Linked DNA regions of Homo sapiens: region 2 is linked to region 1. A link is an interaction called in ENCODE POLR2A ChIA-PET data of the cell type or tissue named here. Cell type or tissue: A673. All regions are shown on one strand. Each heading gives the region's core, and the rest is flanking DNA. Links, peaks and the distances in the headings are about the cores only.

Region 1 (8,789 bases), core at 291-8,290:
ATGCCTTTTGGGAGGCCAAGGCGGGCGGATCACTTGAGCTCGAAAATTTGAGACCAGCCTGAGCAACATGGGTAAACCCCATCTCTACAAAAAATACAAAAAGTCAGCTGGGCATGGTGGTGAGCACCTGTGGTTCTGGTTACTCAGGAGGCTGAGATGGGAGATCACGTGAGCCCGGGAGGTCGAGGCTGCAGTGAGCCGTGATCGAGCCACTGCACTGCAGCCTGAGCCGCAGAGCAAGACCCTGTCTCAAAAAAAAAAAAGGGAAAAAAGCTGAAGGGACTGCTCTTTCTTAGAGATGAATTCCAATTAATAAACGTCAAAGGAATGAGGAAAATGCAAAAATCACCTTTGAAAACTAAGTTAATAATTACTGCATTGCAAGACCCACCAGTGGATGCTGAAATTAATTAGTGGGTAGGCCGGGCACGGTGGCTCACGCCTGTAATCCTAGCACCTTGGGAGGCTGAGGCAGGTGGACTGCCTGAGCTCAGGAGTTGGAGACCAGCCTGGGCAACACGGTGAAACCCCGTCTCTACTAAAAATAAAAAAAATTACCTGGGCATGGTGGCGCGTGCCTGTAATCCCAGCTACTTGGGAGGCTGAGACGGGGGAATTGCTTGAACCTGGGAGGCGGAGGTTGCAGTGAGCTGAGATGGCGCCATTGCACTACAGCCTCGGCAAAAGTGAGACTCCATCTCAAAAAAAAAAAAAAAAGTGGGTAAAACTTGGAAGTGAAACAGACATTCACTTAGTCTGGAAGTATCTCCCCAAGGTATTTATGGATGACAAAGGGAAAACAGTAACTATGTAGGGGAGAAGCCCCGGCAGCCGCTGCCACCACCTGAACTAACAGGACCAGGAGTTGGACAGACTGACATTGCATATCTCCACTATGCATTGAGAAGATGACATCCCAGCTGTGGTATTCATGCCAAAAAATAAAATAAACCAGCAGGGCGTGGTGGCTCAGGCCTGTAATCCCAGCACTTTTGGGAGGCCAAGGCGGATGGATCATGAGGTCAGGAGTTCAAGACCAGCCTGGCCAGCATGGTGAAACCTTGTCTCTAATAAAAATACAATAATTAGCCGGGTGTGGTGGCGGGTGCCTAAAATCCCAGCTACTCAGGAGGCTGAGGAAGGAGAATCGCTTGAACCTGGGAGGCAGAGATTGCAGTGAGCTGAGATCACACCACCGCACTCCAGCTTAGAAGACAGAGAAAGACTCCGTCTCAAAAAAAAAAAAAAAAACAAAAAACAAAACCTTGTCCAGTCATAAGGTCAGAGTCCCCAGTGTGAGGGACATTCTACAAAATAGCTGAGAGTACCCTTTAAAAGTGTCAAGGTCATAAAAGACAAAAGCTTCTATAAATCTGAATATAAAAATAACACTTCAGAAAATTCATAAATAGAGAAATAGGCTGACATTAATAGGCTATGTTCGGTGTGGTGGCTCAGGCCTGTAATTCCAACACTTTGGGAGACCAAGGCAGGAGGATCCCTGGAGCACAAGAGTTCAAGACCAACCTGGGCAACATAGTGAGACCCCATCTATACAAAGTTTTAAAAATCAGCCAGGCGCGGTGGTGGGTGTCTGTAGTCCCAGCTACTAAGGAGGCTGAGGTGGGAGATCCCTTGATCCCGGGAGTTCCAGGATGCAGTGAGCTGTGTTTGCGCCACTGCACTCTAGCCTGGACATCAGAGGGAGACCTTGTCTCAAAACACAATTTTTCAAAAATTTAGTTTTTTAAAAAAGATATTGAGATGCTACAATGTCCATTTCAGGAAGAATATCATAGCACTTTTGAGACAAGTTTCTTTTTTTTTTTGAGACACAGTCTCGCTCTGTCACCCAGGCTGGAGTGCAGTGGTGCAATCTTGGCTCACTGCAAGCTCCGCCTCCTGGGTTCACGCCATTCTCCTGCCTCAGCCTCCCCAGTAGCTGGGACTACAGGGGCCCGCCACCACGCCTGGCTAATTTTTTGTATTTATAGTAGAGACGGGGTTTCACCATGTTAGCCAGGATGGTCTCGATCTCCTGACTTTGTGATCTGCCTGCCTCAGCCTCTCAATGTGCCGGGATTACAGGCGTGAGCCACTGCGCCCAGCCTGAGACAAGTTTTTCTACAAAATGTAATGACATTAAGGTAATATGAAGAGACATGATCCTCATCTTTATGTAACTGGAGTTCAGGTATTCATTACGCTCAACAATATCAACCTTTTATGATGCTATTTTGTTGAATGTGATGAATGCCACTGATAATAGGACATTTAATTCCATTTAGAATATCTGTATTTCCAAGTAAAGTCCTAAATCTGCCAGGGTGGAGATTTATCCATGGTAAAGTCTATTCAATCCAGATATAAAAAAGATAGAGATTGAGGGCCAGGCGCGGTGGCTCACACCTGTAATCCCAGCACTTTGGGAGGCCGAGGTGGGCGGATCACAAGGTCAGGAGATCAAGACCAGCCTGGCCAACATGGTGAGACCCTGTCTCTACTAAAAATACAAAAATTAGCTGGGCATGGCGGCACGTGCCTGTAATCCCAGCCACTTGGGAGGCTGAAGCAGAAGAATTGCTTGAACGGGGACCCGGGAGGCAGAGGCTGTTGTGAGCTGAGATTGCACCACTGCACTCCAGCCTGGGCTACAGAGCGAGACTCTGTCTCAAAAAAAAAAAAAAAAAAAAAAAAAAAGAGAGATTAAAGACATTTAAAAAAAAGATTACAAAGAAGAAACTGCAAAGCAAAATCACAATGAGATATTACTTCACACCCAGTAGGATGACTAAACTAAAAAAGGTAAGTGTTGGTGAGAATGTGGAGAAATTGGAACCCTCATACATTGCTGGTAGAAATATAAAATGCTGCAGCTGCTTTGGAAAAGTCTGGCAGTTCCTCAAAAAATTAAACAGTTACCTCATGACCCGGCAATTCTACTCGAGAATTGAAAAGATGTTAATATAAAATGTATACAAAAATGTTCACAGCAGCATTATTCTTATAAAGCCACGGAGTGGAGACAACCCAAATGTCCATGAACAGATGGACAAAAAAAAAATATGCGGTATATCCATGTCAGTAGTCGGCCATAAAAAGGAACAGTCTTAGACATGGTACAGCACAGATGCACCTTAAAAATGCTGGCTGGGGACAGGCGCAGTGGCTCACACCTGTAATCCCAGCACTTTGGGAGGCTGAGGCGGGCAGATCACGAGGTCAGGAGATAGAGACCATCCTGGCTAACAAGGTGGAACCCCATCTCTACTAAAAATACAAAAAACTAGCTGGGCATGGTGGCTGCTGCCTGTAGTCCCAGCTACTCAGGAGGCTGAGGCAGGAGATTGGCAAGAACCCAGGAGGCGGAGCTTGCAGTGAGCCGAGATCGCGCCACTGCACTCCATCCTGGGCAACAGAGCAAGACTCTGCTTCAAAAAAAAAAAAAAAAAGAAAAAGAAAAAAAAAATAACCGGGCAAGGTGGCAGGTACCTGTAATCCCAGCTACTTGGGAGACTGAGGCAGGAGAATTGCTTGAACCCAGGAGGCGGAGGTTGCAGTGAGCCGAGATTGCGCCATGGCACTCCAGCCCAAGTGACAAGAGTGAAACTCCATCTCAAAAAAAAAAAAAAAAGAAAATAAAAAAACTTGCTGGGCGTGGTGGCATGTGCCTGTGGTCCCAGCTACTTGGGAGGCTGAGGTGGGAAGATTGCTTGAGCCCAGGAGTTTGCATTTACAGTAAGCTATGATTGAGCTACCACACTCCAGCCTAGAGAGCAAGACCCTGTCTCTTGAAAAAAGAAACCCGGTCGGGCGCGGTGGCTCACGCCTGTATTCCCAGCACTTTGGGAGGCCGAGGGGGGCGGATCACGAGGTCAGGAGATCGAGACCATCCTGGTGACCACGGTGAAACCCCGTCTCTACTAAAAATACAAAAAATTAAGCCGGGCGTGGTGGCGGGCGCCTGTAGTCCCAGCTACTCGGGAGGCTGAGGCAGGAGAATGGCGTGAACCTGGGAGGCGGAGCTTGCAGTGAGTGGAGATTGCGCCACTGCACTCCAGCCTGTGTGACAGAGGAAGACTCCGTCTCAAAAAAACAAAAACAAAAAAAACCATAGGCTGGGCGCAGTGGCTCATGCCTGTAATCCCAGCACTTTGGGAGGCCCAGCTGGGCGGATCATGAGGTCAGGAGATCGAGACCATCCTGGCTAACCCGGTGAAACCCCATCTCTACTAAAAATACGAAAAACTAGCTGGGCATGGTGGCGGGTGCCTGTAGTCCCAGCTACTCAGGAGGCTGAGGCAGGAGAATCGATTCAACCCGGGAGGCGGAGGTTGCAGTGAGGTGAAATCATGCCACCACACACGTCTGGGAAACAGGAACGAAACTCCATCTCAAAAGAAAAAAACAAAAAACGAAAAAACAACCTCTAAAATGAAAGACTGTATCCCTAGATTGCTGAGAGGTAAATGAAATGTATGTAGAACATCCAGCAGAGGTGCAGCCTCAGACACTGGCTGACCATTTGTGCAACCTGAGAGAGGCGTGCTCTTGCAGCTTGAGTTCCAACCATGCCCCACACTCCACTCCCATTAGGCTACACTGCAACCTATCACTTGTATGTTTCCTATATTAGACCATCAGTTCACTGCATGTTAAGAACCAAAAGTTACCATTTACATGACAACTCTGTTGCCAGGTACAGACATAGCCATCTCATGAGATCTAAAAGGATGTCTGAGAGCAACACTGTAGCCCTTTAACCCACGTGAGGCTGAACAGGATTCAATCAGCTGCCCAGTGTAGACTGCTCCTTAGATCTCCGTGCACACCAGCCAGAAACCAGAGCACTGTGGGAGCGTGTGCACGCTCACATCCGAGACCCTCTCCAGGGACCTCAGGCTGAAGACGGAGCTGGGCAGACCATGAGCCACCCTGGAAGAGCTCCAAGTCCCACAGGAATGCTGCCTCTCCTGCCCGGGGCTGGCCAGTTCCTACTCTCAGCCCATGCCGGCCAGGGAAAGGGACCAGGAAGAACAGGGCTTCCCTTTTCTCCCCACCCTGAGTGTAATTTCGCTTGTCGACACTTAAGTCATGTGTCCAACCTGGGCCAATCCCTGTGCTTTCTTTTTTTGCCCCGAGATGGAGTTGTGCTCTTTTTCACCCAGGCTGGAGTGCGATGGCGCGATCTCGGCTCACTGCAACCTCCACCTCCTGGGTTCAAGCGATTCTCCTGCCTCAGCCTCCGGAGTAGCTGGGATTACAGGTGCATGGCACCATGGAACCACAGGACAGCCAGAGGCAGAGGGGGTTCCCCAAGTGCCCATGGGGCACAGGCTGCCAGTTCAGTTTGTCAGCCATAGCTCGCTGTCTGAGCAAAGCATCACTCAGTCACCATGTGGGGGGCAGCAGGGCACTGGGCAGTGTGGAGTGTCCGCCCTGCAAGGCCCTGTGCCCGGAGGACTGGCAGCACCCTTCAAGAGGGGACCAGACAGCCCAGCTGGCCAAGGCCTCATGTCTACTTGCTGTCTGTGCAGTCAGTGGAAGAGCCCTGCTCTTCTTTCTCTCACAAGCACCCTGCTGGAACAATAAATTAAATAGTCCTCTGGCCTTGGAAGTAAAATAAGGTTTTGTGTTTTATGAATAAGGAAATGAAGATTGGGTATGATGAGGCTCAGCCCAGCTACCTGACCTGCTGCCCACCAGAAGCCCCGGTGGCTTCCAGACCCAGCCTCTATCCTAGTTATAAATGGCCAGCCCCACCTCCACCACAGGCACAGAATCAGGTCATTCTCCTTTGACCACTCGGCAGCACCTGCCTCAATGACCCCACCACTGGCCCCCCAGCAAATACCAGCTGTTGCTTCTATGACATCATTCTCTCTACTTCCTTTACCTCCAACCCTCCCAAGACCATGCCACATATGGACACGACTTCGACGTGTCCACGTGCTATCAGCTGACAAACTGGAGAGGTCCGGCTCTAGGCAACGCTCTCCTGCGGGCCAGCTGGTGCCTCTGCCCAGCCTGTCCAATGCTGACGCCCCTCAGCTGGCTCCTTCCTGGGGCCTTCTCTCCAGTGACACCTACCCACCCAGTTCCCCAAGGCCTCATATTACTTCATTCCCATGCCCCTCACTCCCGAGAATGCCAGGAAGTCCCAAATCCTGGTCATTCCTCCCTCCAAATGCCTGTTACACCACTACTGCACAACCAAAGCAATGCTGCTTGTCAGTCCTGTCATTTGTCACACCCTGCAGGGGCTGACCACACCAGTCCATCAGGTGCCCTCTCCACTTCCTAAGCAGCAGGGAGCCAGTCCTAGCACGGCCCCAGAGAGCAGACCCCCTGCCTGGCATGGGCCTGCTCAGGCCTTGCTCCAACACCGAGGCCCGGGCCAAGGGCACCTGCTTGGGGATAACCTGACTCTAACTCACTGCACTGGTGACATTTTCTGTCACATTCACAGCGACTACAGCTGGGGACTTAGTAATCCTTTCTCCTGCTAGACTGGGCTTCTGGAAGGGCCAAGATTAGTCATCCTGTTCATCTGGGTTCCTAGACTGTGGCCCTGGCTGGCATTGGGCAAGCTGCTTAGATGGCAGCTGCTGATCTGTAGTGACATCTGTGACCGACAGCGAAAGAACCACCCTTAGTCACACTCCCTTGCCCATGACTCAGCCAGGCCCATCCCAGCGTGGAAGCAAGCTTAGCCTGGGATGTGTGCCCGCAGGAGCCGCTGGTGCAGGGAAAGGTTTCTGCAGACACGGCATGCATTCCTGTCTGTCTCTCCACTACCACTGCCCACTGCCCTGGGCTTCCTTACATCCCAGCTGTGGGACAGTGGGGTCAGGCAGAACTCTGGAGCTCCCTTGTCCCCCTTCCCATCTCATTCTCAAAGTGCTGTCACCAACCCAGCATCAGGGGGCACAAGGCTCTCTCTCCACTGCCCAGCTTGGAGTGCAGTGGCATGATAATGGCTCACAGCAGCCTCAACCTCCAGGGCTCAAGCGATCCTCCCACCTCAGCCTTTAGAATAGCTGAGACCACAGGAGCACGCCACCACACTCAGCTAACTTTTGTATTTTTAGTAGAGATAGGGTTTTGCCATGTTGCCTAGGCTGGTCTCGAACTTCTGGGCTCAAGAGATCCTTCTGCCCTGACCTCCCAAAGTGCTGGGATTACAGGTATCAGGCGTTGCCCTACTCCTTTTTGAGACGGAGTTCACTCTTGTTGTCCAGACTGGAGTGCAATGGCACAATCTCGGCTCACTGCAACCTCCACCTCCCTGGTTCAGGCGATTCTCCAGCCTCAGCCTCCCAAGTAGCTGGGATTACAGGCATGCACCACCACACCCAGCTAATTTTGTATTTTTAGTAGAGACGGGGTTTCGCCATGTTGGCCAGGCTGGTCTTGAACTCCTGACCTCAGGTGATCTGCCTGCCCCAGCCTCCCAAAGTGCTGGGATTACAGGCGTGAGCCACCGCGCCCAGCCGCCCCACTCTTAAATGGACGGATTATCACAGCTTCCACCAGCCACTTCATCAAATATACAACTAAGAGAGGATCCTCATGCCTTGCTCCGTGGCAAGGTTAAAAACAACAACAAAAAAACAAACAGAAAAAGGAATTACACTACAAAGTCAAAACTGCTGAATCCACGTTTCTCTGAAAACCAGAGTACAAGAAGGAAAGGAACAGCCCAGAGATGTTCTGGCTGTGGGAAGCCTGTGGACGGCACACAGGGCAGCCATCCCACCCCAACCTCCCCTCACCTGGAGGCACAGGCACAAGGGTCAACAGGTGGCTCCCGGGCAAAGGTGTCCTCCCACCTGGTGAGTTAGAGAGGAAGGTGTTAGGTGTGAGGCAGGAAAGAAGATAAGAAAGAAGACAGGCAGCTTCGGCCCTCCAGGAGCGGGGACCCCCCGCCACCCCCACAACCCATGCCAACTTCAGGTGTCCAACACCAGATGGGGCTGCTCCCTCCATCCCCAACTCAGGTTCTCCCACCCCCTCCCAGCTGGACAGACACCAAAATCCTGGCCCAGGCCTGGACTCCAACAGTGGGACGAATCAAACAGTTCCAGTTCTACACACATTTCTATTTTATTATGGAAAAGGTGGAAACGCCACCTTCTCCACAACAGCAACCAGTAAAATTTATCCCAAAAATAACTCGGTACAAAACAGGTCTGTTTCAGAATTAAAAAAAAAAAAAAAGAAAAAAAAAAAACCTTTACATGAGTTTTTAAATCCTATTTTAAAACATAAAAGAAACAAATCCATCATTGGCCGCACAGCCCCAGCCACCGCCCCCCAACCAGGGAGCAAGAGGAGACGCCTGGGTCCTGTTCCGCACGCGGATTTGCTGGTCTGTTTAACTGGTGTCCATCTGAAACACAGAGGAGAAAGAGGCTTGCATTCACAGGCGGCCTGCTCCCCACTGCGGCTTTGACCAGGCCCCCAGCTGGCTCCCCCGGGACTCACTCTCGCATTATAGGCGTCCAGCTGGGCATCCAGCTCCTCTGCCGAAAGCTGCTGCTTTGAATTCCTGCCGGCACCTCTGCCTCTTCCACGGGCGCCTCCGCGGGTGCCTCTCCGGGTGCCTCCACCACCACCAAAACCTCCAGCGCCACGGTTTCTAGTCATGCCACCTCTGTTTACGCTAGCAAGGAAGACGAAACCGTTCACACACCCGGAAGGACCCTAAGAGCGACGCAGCCTCACCCTCGGCCAATCCCCTTCCCCAGAGGCCCCGGAAGTCACCTCTGTGCAGGCCTCCGCTGTGC
Region 2 (8,789 bases), core at 1-8,000, 180 kb before region 1:
TTTGTATATGATAAAAACCGTGAGTGCAGCCAGGTGCGGTGGCTCATGCCTGTAATCCCAACACTTTGGGAGGCCAAGGCGCGTGGCTCACCTGAGGTCAGGAGTTGGAGACTGGCCTGGCCAACATGGTGAAACCCCGTCTACTAAAAATACAAAAATTAGCCAGGCGTGATGGTGCACACCTGTAATCCCAGCTACTTGGGAGGCTGAGGCAAGAGAATCACTGGAACCTGGGAGGTGGAACTTGCAGTGAGCCAAGATCATGCCATTGCCCTCCAGCCTGGGTGACAGAGCGAGACTCCGTCTCAAAAAAAAAAAAAAAATCCATGAGTTAATTCCAGTACTTGCAATTTTAATCCAATAGCACAGTTTTCTTTTGCATTGTTTTCAATATACTCAATTGCTCAGCCCTAGAATACACAAAAAGTAGTTTTAAGAATGCTAACCTGGCCCACTGTGGAGACGATGCCTCCTAACTGGAGTGTAACATTTGTCTGTAGTTCTTGTCATTTGTAGCCTGAGGCCGTGGAGTCCAGATTTTGGGTTCAGAAGTTACTGGAATTCACTATCCCATCCCATTGGTCAGACCATGTCACTCATTTCAAATACAGTTTGGTTCATTTTTTCTGATTTCATTCCATTCTAGGATTCTCCTCCCATCCTTGTTGGTTTATCTTCTTTTTTGAGACGAAGTCTCGCTCTGTCGCCCAGGCTGGAGTGCAGTGGTGCGACGTCAGCTCACGGCATTCTCCGCCTCCCAGGTTCAAGCAATTCTCCTGCCTCAGCCTCCTGCGTAGCTGGGATTACAGGCGCCTGCCACCATGCCCAGCTAGTTTTTGTATTTTTATTAGAGACAGGGTTTTACTATGTTAGACAGCCTGGTCTCGAACTCCTGCCATCATGATCCGCCTGCCTCGGCCTCCCAAAGTGCTGGGATTACAAGCATGAGCCACCACGCCCCGCCTATGTTCCTTTTTTTTAGAAACGTGAAACCTGAACTTGGTTCCAAAAGTCACAACAAAAAGGAAAACTCCTGGCCGGGCGGTGGCTCACGCCTATAATCCCAGCACTTCGGGAGGCCGAGGCGGGTGGATCACCTGAGGTCAGGAGTTTGACACCAGCCTGACCAACATGGTGAAACCCGTCTCTCCTAAAAATACAAAAACTTAGCTGGGTGTGGTGGTGCACGCCTGTAATCCCAGCTGCTCGGGAGGCTGAGGCAGGAGAATTGCTTCAACCCAGGAAGCAGAGGTTGCAGTGAGCTGAGATCGCGCCACTGCACTCCAGCCTGCGTGACAGACTATCTCAAAAAAAAAGTAAAACTCGGCCGGGCGCGGTGGCTCACGCCTGTAATCCCAGCACTTTGGGAGGCCGAGGCGGGCGGATCACAAGGTCAGGAGATCAAGACAATCCTGGCCAACATGATGAAACCCCATCTTTATTAAAAGTACAAAAAAAAATTAGCCGGGCGTAGTGGCGTACGCCCGTAATCCCAGCTACTCGGGAGGCTGAGGCAGGAGAATCGCTTGAACCCGGGAGGCAGAGGTTGCAGTGAGCCAGGATTGTGCCACTGCACTCCAGCCTGGTGACAGAGCAGGACTCCATCTCAAAAAAAAAAAAAAAAAAGTAAAACTCAAGAGTAGGGTGTCCCTTCCTCTCCTCCCTGTTGCCCTGGCTGAACCATCTCCCCTGTCTTGTTTGTCACAGATCCCAGCATGGTGAGTGCCTACATGTACCCAGCAGGGGCCACTGGGGCGCAGGCGGCCCCCCAGGCCCAGGCCGGACCCACCGCCAGCCCCGCTTACTCATCCTACCAGCCTACTCCCACAGCGGGCTACCAGGTACACAGGAAGGCCGCTCCTCTCCTTCCAGGGCCAGCCCCAGCCCCAGCCCCAGCCCCAGCCCCTTCTCCCATGGCACTCATTCCCTCCGCAGAACGTGGCCTCCCAGGCCCCACAGAGCCTCCCGGCCATCTCTCAGCCTCCGCAGTCCAGCACCATGGGCTACATGGGGAGCCAGTCAGTCTCCATGGGCTACCAGCCTTACAACATGCAGGTACAGTGACCTCCAGGCCCTGCTGGGGGCCAGGGTGGGGGAGCAGTTGATGATGCTGAGGGTCCTTTGGTGAGGCTGGCAGGCACTGGGTGGGCTCCACCCCTTCTGCTCCTCCCCCTCCACTCTCTGGGTGCTCCCTGTGGTCACCTTTGGATTGTTGCAAGCCAGAAACATCCCCGCCTGCCTGGTCACAGGGCTACTCTCTCACATCTGACGTCTTCTCACAACAGAATCTCATGACCACCCTCCCAAGCCAGGATGCGTCTCTGCCACCCCAGCAGCCCTACATCGCGGGGCAGCAGCCCATGTACCAGCAGGTGAGCCATTCCCGGGGCCTCACAGCGGCACCCGCAGGGCACCCTCAGGCTTCACGGTTTAGCAATGGGACCCCTGGCCCCAGTGGGGATTGTCCCGTACGTCTGCTCACAGGGGGAGACGCATACCCGAGGCCCCTTCTCAGCAGACAGAACGAGGACACAAGTCTCAGGGCAGATACGCGCATCCGCAAGTGTAGACAGGAAAAACCGTGAATTTACTTGAAAGGCAAAGGCCGCATGAGCTGGCTGCATGAGCTGCAGTCCGTGGACATGGATTACAAGCACTTGTGGGTCTGTGGCTCTGCTGGGACAAAAGCCTTCCTCCCTGGGCTGGGGAAGGGAGGACCAGGGCCATGCCTGCTTTCCTCCTGCACAGATGGCACCCTCTGGCGGTCCCCCCCAGCAGCAGCCCCCCGTGGCCCAGCAACCGCAGGCACAGGGGCCGCCGGCACAGGGCAGCGAGGCCCAGCTCATTTCATTCGACTGACCCAGGCCATGCTCACGTCCGGAGTAACACTACATACAGTTCACCTGAAACGCCTCGTCTCTAACTGCCGTCGTCCTGCCTCCCTGTCCTCTACTGCCGGTAGTGTCCCTTCTCTGCGAGTGAGGGGGGGCCTTCACCCCAAGCCCACCTCCCTTGTCCTCAGCCTACTGCAGTCCCTGAGTTAGTCTCTGCTTTCTTTCCCCAGGGCTGGGCCATGGGGAGGGAAGGACTTTCTCCCAGGGGAAGCCCCCAGCCCTGTGGGTCATGGTCTGTGAGAGGTGGCAGGAATGGGGACCCTCACCCCCCAAGCAGCCTGTGCCCTCTGGCCGCACTGTGAGCTGGCTGTGGTGTCTGGGTGTGGCCTGGGGCTCCCTCTGCAGGGGCCTCTCTCGGCAGCCACAGCCAAGGGTGGAGGCTTCAGGTCTCCAGCTTCTCTGCTTCTCAGCTGCCATCTCCAGTGCCCCAGAATGGTACAGCGATAATAAAATGTATTTCAGAAAGCATCAGCGTTTTTTCTTTAATTAATTTTTTTGAGATGGAGTCTCACTCTGTCACCCAGGCTGGAGTGGTGATCTCCGCTCACTGCAAGCTCCGCCTCCTGGGTTCAAGCGATTCTCGGGCCTCAGCCTCCCGAGTAGCTGGACTACAGGTGCACCCCATTACCATGCCTGGCTAGTTTTTGTATTTTTAGTAGCGACGGTGTTTCACCATGTTGGCCAGGCTGGTCGTGAACGCCTAACCTCAGGTGATCCACCTGCCTCGGGCTCCTAAAGTGCTGGGATTACAGGCATGAGCCACCGCGCCCGACCTGCATCAACGTTTGCTCAGGGGGCAGGTGGTCAGGCTGATGGCCCAGCTGCAGGCAGGGTCATTTCCAGCCTGCCCCTCCCTGAGGCTGCGTGCCAGGGTTCATGTGTGCCCTCCGCGGCTCTGCACTGACCCCGCCGGTAGCTGGGGAGGAGTTTGGGCTTGGCGCCTCCTTCGTGTAGTGGCTGAAGCTTCCCGGGTGCTCCTCATTCCTGGGAAGGGAGTCGGGTGATGGGAACGGTGGGAGCTCAGCGCTCCGAGTCTGCGGCCGGGGGCCAGCGGGGCTGAAACGCGCCTCCTGAGTGTTGAAAGCGGCAGGCGCCGGCCTTTGCACCCAGAGGCCAGGGCGTCTCACTCACCTTCACATCCAGGCCTCTTAGGGGAGCGCGGCTTTGGCTTTTCCAGGAAGGAATGGACTCCAACGGACAGGGAAAGAAGAAGTGTGGAGAGACGGGCAGGATAAGCAGGCACTGGGCCCAAGCCGCCCTTGGAGGCTCTGCCTGTTCTGATCTGAAGGCGGAGGCTCAGCCGTGCTCTCCCAGGAAGCCACCTGGGCGTTTGGGGCTTTAGCTAGGAAAGAGGATGTCGCCTGCGGCTGCGAAGGCGCCAAAGCCCAGACCTCGCGCCTCCGCCCGCGACGGCGGCACTGGGGGCCCGGAGCGGGCGGGAGACGTGGATTACTGCGGGCTTCGGGGCCCTAGCCTCGACCGCGACGTTCGCTCGCATCGCGTACGGACAGAAACCCGTGAGCGCTGAAGAAAGAACACCTGAATCCGGAGCCCCAGCCCCCGTCGCTCGTTTGCGCGACCCCAAAACCTGGCGGGACGAGGGTCGCCCGATGTCTAGCTGCCGCCACAGACGACGCTTTTGCGTCTGCGCAGCGCGCCGCCTTGTGGGTAATCTCAGGGTGAGACGAGGCTAGCGCGAGGTACGGCTAGAGCGTCATTTCCGGCTCGAATGCCCGGCAGCCGTGGCGGCTAGAGCGTTCCTCCCCAGCTCGAATGCCCGGCGGCCGAGGCGGCTAGAGCGTCGCCTCCTCCCGGGGAACCGCGTGTGACCTTCCAGCCCGCGGACCGATGCTGCCGGCGGCCGCTCGCCCCCTGTGGGGGCCTTGCCTTGGGCTTCGGGCCGCTGCGTTCCGCCTTGCCAGGTACGCGGGATCCTGGGGCGGTCCGGGCCGGCAGGCGGGTTAGGGGGCAGCCGGGCACTGAGGGGTCGATCCGGGCGAGGAGGGCGGCGGGGCCGGCCTCCCTGCAGCGGCCAGGCCGGGCTTGGGGGTCCCATCGGGGGCGCGGGGAGGAGGCCTCCCGGTGCGCACGCCCCTTCCCTCCTGGGCCGTGGAAAGCGCCGGGGTCGGCCCCAGATGACCTTGGACGATTCCCTGCTCCTCCCTTGGCCTCAGCCTTTTCCGCAGCAAAGGCCCATCCGTGGGTGCGGCGTTTTGCGGCCAGGGGCCCCCATGTTTTGGGAGGCTTTGCGCAGGAAGATGCACCTAAGTAATAGTTTCGCCACCGCTGGGTTGATGTAGTTCATTCAAACCAGAAACTTGAGGTTTGAGTGGTATGGCTGCAAATAAACACGTGGCTTTCTAAGGCTCTTTGAAGAATTTAAAGTAACTTGCAAATCTTATCAATACGGACCCCTTGAGGTCTGAGAACCCTGGACTGGGACCAAGGAGCTAGGTAATTTCCGGCCCTAGTGATTACCAGCCTGAGCTTATGGCACCCACCAGTCCCCCAGTTGTCCTGCCCCTCTGGTTTCTGCAGCCCCTTCCATTCCAGGACTGACAAGTCTGTTTTAATTGGGGGTGGGGGCTAGGCGACAGGTGCCATGTGTCTGTGCCGTGCGACATATGAGGAGCAGCGGCCATCAGAGGTGTGAGGCCCTCGCTGGTGCACCCCTGGATAACGCCCCCAAGGAGTACCCCCCCAAGATACAGCAGCTGGTCCAGGACATCGCCAGCCTCACTCTCTTGGAAATCTCAGACCTCAACGAGCTCCTGAAGGTATCGTGAGAGGGTGGCACAGACCCAGGGGCTGGAAGTTTCAGGGCCCCTGTGTTTTGTTCCTGGTGTATTTTGGGAGTTTGGTAAATTGTCAAAAGTGTGTTTGTCCAGGTGCAAGGTCCATGCCAGGCTAGTTGCCCCTCCTCAGTAGGTTCCGGCTGGTGTGAGGGCCAGCTGTGGACACTGTTCTCTATCTCTGCAGAAAACGTTGAAGATCCAGGATGTCGGGCTTGTGCCGATGGGTGGTGTGATGTCTGGGGCTGTCCCTGCTGCAGCAGCCCAGGAGGTGAGTCCTGGGCAGAATGAGGCATTTCTGGGGTGCCCAGTTCGCCTGTGGCCTCATGTGCCGTGGTCCCGTATCTCAGGTTCTGCAGCTACCGTCATTGTCTGCAGCCTGCACACCTGTGCGGCATCCTGCAGCCTCCTGGGACCTACTCCCTGCCACGGATGTGCACGACTTTGCATGTGGAGACCATGTTTCTAATGGAGGGAAACAGACACTAAGCTGAGAGAGGAAAAAGAGGCTGGGCGTGGTGGCTCACGCCTGTAATCCCAGCGCTTCGGGAGGCCGAGACGGGTGGATCACTTGAGGTCAGGAGTTCGAGGCCAGCCTGGCCAACATGGTAAAACCCCGTCTCTACTAAAAATACAAAAAAAAAAAAATTAGCTGGGCCTGGTGGCACATGCCTGTAATCCCAGCTACTCGGGAGGCTGAGGCAGGAGAATAGCTTGAACCCGGGAGACTGTCTCAAACAAACAAACAAAATAAATAAATAAAAATAAAAATAAATAAATAAATAAAAATACAAAAATTAGCCGGCGTGGTGGCAGGTGCCTGTAATCCCAGCTACTTGGGAGGCTGAGGCAAGAGAATTGCTTGAACCAGGGAGGCGGAGGTTGCAGTGAGCCAAGATCATACTACTGCCTTCCAACTTGGCAACAGAGCAAGACCCTGTCTCAAAAAAAAAAAAAAAAAAAAAAGAGGAAAAAGAAAGGAAGAAATTATACCAAATAGAACATTGTAAGCATTGTGGGGAAAAGGAGGGAAGAGGCTCAAGGTGGGAGGGAGAGTTCCAAGTTCAAGGTGGGCTTCAAAGAGGAGGCAGACATTGTAGAAGAGAGCACGGCCTTCCTGGCGGAGGACGGGGAGGCACCAAGGTCACCAGGCAAGAGGGTGTCTGACAATTCAGGGAGCAGCAGCGAGGTACAGGCTGGCGCAGGCGAAGGGGTGTAACAAGCAGCTCCGTCCTTGGGTCTTTGCAAGGAAACCAGTGAACTTGAAGCCGCCAGTTGCGTTTGGTCATCGGGTTGCGTGAACCTCTCCACCGGAGCCCTCCCCTCAGCCCCTTTCCCCCACTGGGGAACCAGGTTGTGTACTGTAGAGTGTCCCATGTTCCAGATGCGTGGGGTGCCCATGGGGCAGCATCACTCATGCCTGAGAACTGGAAGGTAGTTTAAAGGCTGATTAGATTCAGGCCGAGCGTTTGGGTAAGAATAGCTGGGATTACTGTAGAGCCTGTTGTGTAAACTGGATTGCTTTTGAGGAGGGAGAAGATGTTATTAATAGCCTTCCCAGGCCGTGGGGACACGCAGCCCCCTGCCCTCGGGTGGTGCTGGGTCTCCATGCGCCACGTCAGAAGCGCAGCGTGCCCGTCAGTCCCATGGCGGGTTGTCATTTTCTCGGCACACGTGCACTGCAGTGTGGCTGAGAAAGGAATGGCGCTGCTTTTATCTACAAAGCACTTTTGGTGTCGTTCTTTCCTGTCTCATAAGTTACGCTTTCTAAGCGAGAGGGGAGTAGAGTATTGAGGGAAGGACTGTGAAGCATGTTTTTATTTATTTATGAAACCGAGTCTCACTCTGTCACCCAGGCTGGAGTGCAATGGCGCGATCTCAGCCCCCGCCTCCCGGGTTCAAGCAATTCTCATGCCGCAGCCTCCCGAGTAGCTGGGATTACAGGCGCGCACCACTAGAGACAGGGTTTCACCATATTGGTCAGGCTGGTTTCAAACTTGACCTCAAGTGATCCACCCGCCTTGGCCTCCCAAAGCGCTAGGATGACAGGCGTGAGCCACCGGAGCCACCACTCCCGTCCGAGGCATGTTACAAAGAGTTATTGGGCAGACCTGCCTCTGACTAGCATGAGAGAAAAAGCACCAGCTGGACTCGCGAGGCCAAGGCAGGAGAATCGCTTGAACCCAGGAGGTGGAGGTTGCAGTGAGCTGAGGTCGCACCACTGCACTCCAGCCTGGATGACAGAGTGAGACTCCGTCTCAAAAAAAAGAGAAAAGAAAAGAAAAAGCACCAGCTGGTTAAGGATTGATGAGTTGGGAGACGTGACTTCCAACTCCAGGCTTCGCTGGGGCCTCCGCTGCACCTCCCTTTGGGGCTTTAGACTGGGGTGGCCCAGCAGTGGAGGCGTTAGCTCCCCCCAGCCCTTTGTCACCTGGCTCCCCTTCTTTCCTGCTCCCTAAGGCGGTGGAAGAAGATATCCCCATAGCGAAAGAACGGACACATTTCACCGTCCGCCTGACCGAGGCGAAGCCCGTGGACAAAGTGAAGCTGATCAAGGAAATCAAGAACTACATCCAAGGCATCAACCTCGTCCAGGTCTGTGCCGCGGTGGGGGTTCCGAGGCAGGTTCCGTTGTGGTGGCCAGGGCCCCCAGTCCCTGACTTTGCTCTCTCTGGCAGGCAAAGAAGCTGGTGGAGTCCCTGCCCCAGGAAATCAAAGCCAATGTCGCCAAAGCTGAGGCGGAGAAGATCAAGGCGGCCCTGGAGGCGGTGGGCGGCACCGTGGTTCTGGAGTAGCCTCCAGCTCGGAGGACTTGTGTTCAGGGGTCCTGGGCCCCGGGCGAGGTCCCGCCCTCCCGTGGTCACTGGCTCCGCCCCCAGCACCAGGCGCCCAGTGGAGCCGTTTGGGAGAATTGCCTGCGCCACGCAGCGGGGCCGGACAGGCCGCACAGACCTACTGTGGCGGGAGGGAGGGGCGGCTGCTGCCTGGTGACGGCACCCGGAGGCCCACCAGGACGCGCCACCGGTGAATGTGCCTCTGGTGGCTGCTGAGAAAAATACACTGTGCAGCTCAGTGTGTGGAGTGCCGTGCTCAGGCCGGGCTG

Evidence for each region. Peaks named below come from ENCODE experiments on the same cell type or tissue, not always from the same donor. Only the 100,000 strongest peaks of a DNase experiment are listed, where the experiment ranks them.
Region 2: POLR2A ChIA-PET joins it to region 1 with 40 read pairs; 16 of 35 experiments call an interaction of 5 or more read pairs at or near these places.

Annotation. Positions count from the first base shown.
Region 1 is chr17:81,879,754-81,888,542 of GRCh38, forward strand. ALYREF (Aly/REF export factor) reads right to left here. Exons shown (of 6, transcript NM_005782.4): 4 at 8,767-8,789; 5 at 8,488-8,665; 6 at 8,082-8,392. The coding sequence ends at 8,378. Among named protein-coding and RNA genes, the nearest start is that of ALYREF, 7.4 kb to the right of the region's middle. RefSeq lists an enhancer at 8,652-8,789. In A673, for the core only: no CTCF peak of the experiment used is centred there; no DNase peak of the experiment used is centred there.
Region 2 is chr17:81,698,760-81,707,548 of GRCh38, forward strand. It overlaps HGS (hepatocyte growth factor-regulated tyrosine kinase substrate), which reads left to right. Exons shown (of 22, transcript NM_004712.5): 19 at 1,708-1,841; 20 at 1,936-2,055; 21 at 2,286-2,372; 22 at 2,749-3,362. The coding sequence ends at 2,859. It overlaps MRPL12 (mitochondrial ribosomal protein L12), which reads left to right and starts at 4,608. Exons shown (of 5, transcript NM_002949.4): 1 at 4,608-4,816; 2 at 5,485-5,671; 3 at 5,874-5,957; 4 at 8,147-8,281; 5 at 8,365-8,758. The coding sequence starts at 4,743. The coding sequence ends at 8,481. RefSeq lists enhancers at 1,675-2,279, 2,280-2,883, 3,488-4,091, 4,036-4,105, 4,092-4,695 and silencers at 4,596-4,975, 8,683-8,789. In A673, for the core only: a CTCF peak has its summit at 3,281 (motif pointing left); a DNase peak (open chromatin) is centred at 4,602; H3K4me3 peaks cover 3,297 bases; H3K27ac peaks cover 3,889 bases.